Regions from separate parts of the Homo sapiens genome. Here region 1 is linked to region 2. Evidence: chromatin contacts called from ENCODE Hi-C or POLR2A ChIA-PET data. All regions are on one chromosome and are shown on one strand. The core of a region is the stretch at or near the end of the contact, and the rest is flanking DNA. Distances in the headings are between cores, read along the strand shown. Region 1 overlaps RCBTB1 (RCC1 and BTB domain containing protein 1). Region 2 has its middle 21 kb from the start of ARL11.

Region 1 (2,754 bases), core at 240-2,739, 77 kb after region 2:
AATGTAATAATGGAAGCCAAAGTATTCATATTTCTTAAGATAGCCCTAAATGTACTCTTGAACTTCTTACTGGAACAATGTTTGATACTCTAGTATGTAAGCTGTATTTATGTAATATTTAGAACGACATGTTAATAAACAAAGTAACATTAAAACAGGCACATAGAGTTGTTTTTTTCCTTCAAAATCAGTAGTCTGCAGCCTTAAAAAGGAAAGAAATTCTGACACATGGTGCACAGAGGTGAACTTGAGGATATTATGCTGGGTGAAATAAGCCACTCACAGAAAAATACTATGTGATGCCATTTGTGTGATATACTTAGTCAAATTCATTGAGACATAGTAGAATGGTCATTGCCAGGGTCTGAGGGGAGAGGAGAATGGGGAACTTGTTTAATGGATACAGAGTTTCAGTTTTCCAAGATGAAGAGTCCTTTAGGTCAGGGGTCCCCAACCCTCGGGCCACAGACCCATATTCATCCCTGGCGTGTTAGGAAGAGGTCGCACAGCGGGAGGTGAGTGGCGGATGAGTGAGCATTACTGCCTGAGTTCTGCCTCCTGTCAGATCAGTGGCAACATTAGAACATTAGATTCTCATAGGAGTGCAAACCCTACAGTGAACTGAGTATGCAAGGGATCTAGGTTGTGTGCTCCATATGAGAATCTAATGACTGGTGATCTGAGGTGGACCAATTTCATCCCAAAACCATCCTCCCCACCCCTGACCAACCGCCCCATCCCCATGGTCCGTGGAAAAATTGTCTTCCACGAAACCAGTCCCTGGTGCCAAAAAGGTTGGGGACTGCTGCTTTAGGTGCATGGTGGTGATGGTTGCACAAAAATGAATGTTTAATGCCATTGAACCATACATTTAAAAATGATTGGGATGGCAAATTTTAGGTTATATATATATTTTACCATAATAAAAAAAATCAGTGGTGTGATTCTTAATGGGTATCAGGCTAAAAATAGGTACCAGCATGAACATGTCAACTGCTTGATTCTCAACTATACACAAACAAACATCATAGAAATCTTTGGATTTTATTCCTGCTGAAGGGTAGTACAGTTGAACTGGCACAGTAGAAAAATGTGTCTGTACCTTTGGGGGTACTTGAAGGGAAAGGCATATTCCCTATCCTCAAAGAACATATGAATTATTAGGAGAGAGGGAGATAGGTTTAGGAATTAACAACACAATGAGATACTTATAAAGAGCTTTTCATAACAGTCAGTGAGAGAAAACCAAATAGGATGATGTGGTTTGGCTCTGTGTCCCCACCCAACTTATCTTGAATTGTAATCCTCAGTTGTTGAGGGAGACCTGTTGGGAGGTGATTGGATTATGGGGGCGGTTTCCCCATGCTGTTCTCATGCTATTGAGGGAGTTCTTATGAGATCTGATGGTTTTATAAATGGCAGTTCCCCCTGGGCTTTGCGTGCTCTCACTTACTTGCCACTACGTAAGACGGGCCTCTTCCCTTTCCGCCACAATTGTAAGTTTCTTGAGACCTCCCCAGCCATGCGGAACTGAGTCCATTAAACCTGTTTCCTTTATAAATTACCCAGTCTCTGGTATTTCTTCATACCAGTGTGAGAACGGACTAATACAGTTAATAGGGTTAACATGACAAGCAGTTAGTTGTTCTGAAGATAACGCTTGTGTTGGATAGGGGAAAATATAAAGTGTCCTTTTAGCTCATCTCCAAAACAAAAAGAGGCACAAGAGATGGGGGCTAATGAGCCTTCCAGAGCTTATCATAATTAAGTTTGGTTAGAATGGAGAAAATAAGACAGAAATGTTAGCAAGGGGAGTGTGTGCGTGCATGGGTGTGTTTTAACATTTATTTCCCATAGTGCCAGACATTGTGCTCTCTGCTTCACATTTTACTTACTTGTCCATATTTTGTCCCATAAGGTAGGCAGCAGCATTCTCAGATTAAATAATCGGATTCAAGTTTTTCAGTAGTGACATAGCTGAAGTTCATACTCGGCTCCGCCTTATGAACCCATACTCGGGTTTGCCCAGTAGCCAGCCTCATGGCCACCAAACACATGGTGCTCCATGGTGCACAGTTACATGCTGTGTGAGTCACAGGTTAAACGTGAAAGTAAAGTGGGGGACAAAGGTTTTTTTTTTTAAATAAAGATCATGACATCAGAATGATTAGTCAGATAAACTTTGCTAAGATGGCTGGGCGTGGTGGCTCACGCCTGTAATCCCAGCACTTTGGGAGGCCGAGGCAGGCAGATCACGAGGTCAAGAGATCGAGACCATCCTGGCCAACATGGTGAAACCCCATCTCTACTAAAAATACAAAAATTAGCTGGGCATGGTGGTGCGCGCCTGTAGTCCCAGCTACTTGGGAGGCTGAGGCAGGAGAATCGCTTGAACCTAGGAGGCAGAGGTTGCAGTGAGCCGAGATCACACCACTGCACTCCAGCCTGGCAACAAAGTGAGACTCCGTCTTAAACAAAACAAAACAACAACCAAAAACTTTGCTAAGACTTAATATCAGGATAGGAAGCTGAAGCTACAGTAATCAATAATCATCTAGACTAGCGGAAATCTGTTCAGAGGGTGTTGGATGGGGTCTTCACTTCTGTAGTTTTTAAAGTGCCCCACATGATTCTGATGTGCGGCCGGATTTGAAATCCACTGGTTTAGATTTTGTCCCTAAGATATAAGAACTTAGGCTAGGGCTGCCATTACAACTGGAATGGACTGTTCTTTTTCATCTCCTGCAAATATTT
Region 2 (3,057 bases), core at 472-2,971:
TGGAAGGCACAGCATGTCCTAAAAGATGAAAGGTTTACATAATATAGGCTTATTCATATACTTTTGGCCCCTGGGAACCACAGCCTTGGGACATATATACCCATGCTTGCGAAAATGTGGAAGCTGGGGAGGTGAGAAGGTAGTGAAAAAGCTGGAGTGTGAAGAAGTTTGGGTTTCCATAGACACCCCCTCTTTTCAAACCTTTTTTCAATTTAACCACAGTCACTGGATTAAATGAATCAATTTAGTTAGGTGGAAATAACAAGTTTATATATCAGTGTAAAAAAGGAACATAAAGAAAAGGATGATGTGGGTTTTTTTTTTCACCCTCAAGTAAATACAATTTTTCCCTTTTAATTGCTTTCTACAGTGAAATCAGGTGAGTTATAGTTGACATTTTATGTGTAATAGATATTTCAGAGTTTGCAGTGGTAGAAAAAGAAAGAAGTAGTAATAGGACCAAAGAAAAAAAGGAACATTTAATAACTGTATCAGAATGTGAGTACTGCTGCCTCCACCCACCAATCATTAGAAGCAAGTGTTAGAAGCAGCAGCTATACCAAGGCCAGGCACAGTGGCTTATGCCTGTAATCCCAGCTCTTTGGGAGGCTGAGGTGGGCAGATCTCTTGAGGCCAAGAGTTCGACACCAACCTGGCCAACATGGTAAAACCCCTCTATTAAAAATACAAAATTAGCCAGGTGTGGTGGCACGCACCTGTAATCTCAGCTACTCGGGAGGGTGAGGCAGGAGAATTGCTTGAACCTGGGAGGTGGTCAGGAGGCTGAGGTGGGAGAATTGCTTGAACCCAGGAGGTGGAGGTTGCAGTGAGCTGAGATTGCACCACTGCACTCCTGGCTGGGCAACAGAGTGAGACTTCGTCTTAAAAAATAAATGAATAAATACATAAAAATAGACGCAGCAGCAATACCAGACTTCCTCTTAGCCACCTGCTAGACCTATAGTCTTGCAAACAACTTCCGATGTCATTCCTGTCTTGATAAATGTAGAGAGAGTTCTGGGAAACGTCAGCCTGGCATGCTAGAACATAGTGAGCTTATACGGTGTTAAAACTCTAGGAAACTGTTAAGTTCTGACTCTCCTTCCATGAGGGTTTTTCATCCATTTTTGGCAGTCCTTCACACTACCTGTTTCCATTCCAAGGAATTCTGCCTCTTATTTTTTTATTTTTTATAGCGACAAGGTCTCACCCTGTTGCCCAGGCTGGTCTCAAATTCCTGGGCTCAAGCAATCCTCCCACCTCAGCTTCCCAAAGCACTGTGATTACAGGCATGACCCACCACACCTGGCCGGAATTCTGCCTTCTAATCTGGCTCATTGACCAACTTTTGAGTGAACTGAGATAAATCCTACAAATTGCTGAGTTTGTTTCCATGTTTGTGATGCACTGAAGTAGTCCTCTTGTGAATGTGCCTGGATCATATTATAAATGTTGTGGTCACTCCTGTAGCCAGTTTGGAAATATTGCAATAATTTCAGAATTGAAGAAATGTATCTTGAAATTAAAAACTACTTAAACCTATAGAATACACCTGGGTATTAATTTCTTATTAGACAGCATTAAATCTAGATTGGTTAGTAAGTGAACCAGAGGCAACCAAGTAAATGAGAATGAACCTTTAACTGATGCTAGGTTTGGGCCCGCGCCACATGGTGGCAGGCTTGCTCTGTGAAGTACTTCCTCTTCAGGACCAACAAACAATAGTGTTCCTAAACGCCATAAAGCTTTCCTCCAAGCCGTGACTCAGGGACCAAGGCTCCTTTCATTCTGTGGCCCCGCCATCTTCAACAAGCGGTTTCCAGGGTCTTTGCAGAAGGAGAAAGAACAAGAAGGACCACCGTGGGAGATCTGTGTGTGATCCCAGGAAAACAAACTTCATCAAGAAACAAGTTTCTGCTTTTCTTTTCTTTTCTTTTTTTTTTGACAGAGTCTCTGTAGCCCAGGCTGGAGTGCAGTGGTGCGATATCGGCTCACTACAACCTCCATCTCCCGGGCTCAAGCAATTCTTGTGCCTCAGCCTCCCGAGCAGCTGGGATTACAGGCATGCACCACCAAACCCAGCTAATTTTTGTATTTTAACTAAAGATGGGTTTTCGCCATGTTAGCCAGGCTGGTCTCGAACTCCTGACTTCAGGCGATCTGCCCTCCTCAGCCTCCCAAAATGCTGGGATTACAGGTGTGAGCCACTGCGCCCTTCAAGAAACAAGTTTTAATGCTAGTATTTAACTACATTAAATCACATTAAACTACATGGTTTAGGAAATTAATTTTTAGAAAGAATAACATAAGTTATTAAGTTGTGAAGATTGTATTTTCTTTTTTTTATTTTTATTTTTATTTTTGAGACAGAGTCTTGCTCTGTCCCCCAGGCTGGAGTGCAGTGGTGTGATCTTGGCTCACTGAAGCCTCTACCTCCTGGTTTCAAGTGATTTTCCTGTCTCAGCCTCCCGAATAGCTGGGATTACAGGCGCCCACCACCATGCCTGGCTAATTTTTTTTTTTGAGACGGAGTTTCACTCTTGTTGCCCAGGCTGGAGTGCAATGGCATGATCTTGGCTCACTGCAACCTCCGCCTCCCAGGTTCAAGTGATTCTCCTGCCTCAGCCTCCCAAGTAGCCGGGATTACAGGCATGTGCCACCACACCTGGCTAATTTTTTTTTTGTATTTTTAGTAGAGACGGGGTTTCTCCATGTTGGCCAGGCTGGTCTTGAACTCCTGACCTCAGGTGATCCACCCGCCTTGACCTTCCAAAGTGCTGGGATTACAGGTGTGAGCCACCGTGCCTGGCCTAATTTTTGTATTTTTAGTAGAGACGGGGTTTCACCATATTGGCCAGGCTGGTCTTGAACTCCTGACCTCAAGTGGTCCGCCCACCTCGGCCTCTCAAAGTGCTGGGATTACAGGCCCACTGCGCTCGGCCAAGATTGCATTCTCTTTAAAAAAATGTTACTTTACATCGTATGGTACATAGGCAGCAATGATTTAACCTTCAGTAGAACATTCCGCCTCTAAATCTCAGTATCATCTTCTCCAAA

Evidence for each region. Hi-C counts contacts between places; a loop is a spot of excess contacts on that map. ChIA-PET counts read pairs that join two places held with the same protein, here RNA polymerase II (POLR2A). Pooled maps may share reads with other maps.
Region 1: a map of PC-3 shows a loop between it and region 2 (2.1-fold over the local background). The contact joins two enhancer-like sites. A Hi-C loop is called at or near these places in 14 of 168 maps with a recorded cell type or tissue (CD8-positive, alpha-beta T cell, Caco-2, MCF 10A and 10 more), 1 of 37 single-sample maps with no recorded cell type and 16 of 50 pooled maps. POLR2A ChIA-PET finds 5 or more read pairs at or near these places in 8 of 52 experiments (A673, H1, HCT116 and 5 more).

The regions. Positions count from the first base shown.
Region 1 is chr13:49,529,351-49,532,104 of GRCh38, reverse strand. It overlaps RCBTB1 (RCC1 and BTB domain containing protein 1), which reads left to right. Exons shown (of 13, transcript NM_018191.4): 13 at 1-159. Among named protein-coding and RNA genes, the nearest start is that of PHF11, 35 kb to the right of the region's middle. Within about 2 kb of position 1,489, at least 6 of the 41 ENCODE cell types and tissues checked have a DNase peak (open chromatin) inside an H3K27ac peak, as active enhancers do; they include OCI-LY7, where a contact is called at or near this core.
Region 2 is chr13:49,605,860-49,608,916 of GRCh38, reverse strand. No RefSeq gene overlaps it. Among named protein-coding and RNA genes, the nearest start is that of ARL11, 21 kb to the left of the region's middle. RefSeq lists an enhancer at 1,812-2,031. Within about 2 kb of position 1,721, at least 4 of the 41 ENCODE cell types and tissues checked have a DNase peak (open chromatin) inside an H3K27ac peak, as active enhancers do; they include OCI-LY7, where a contact is called at or near this core.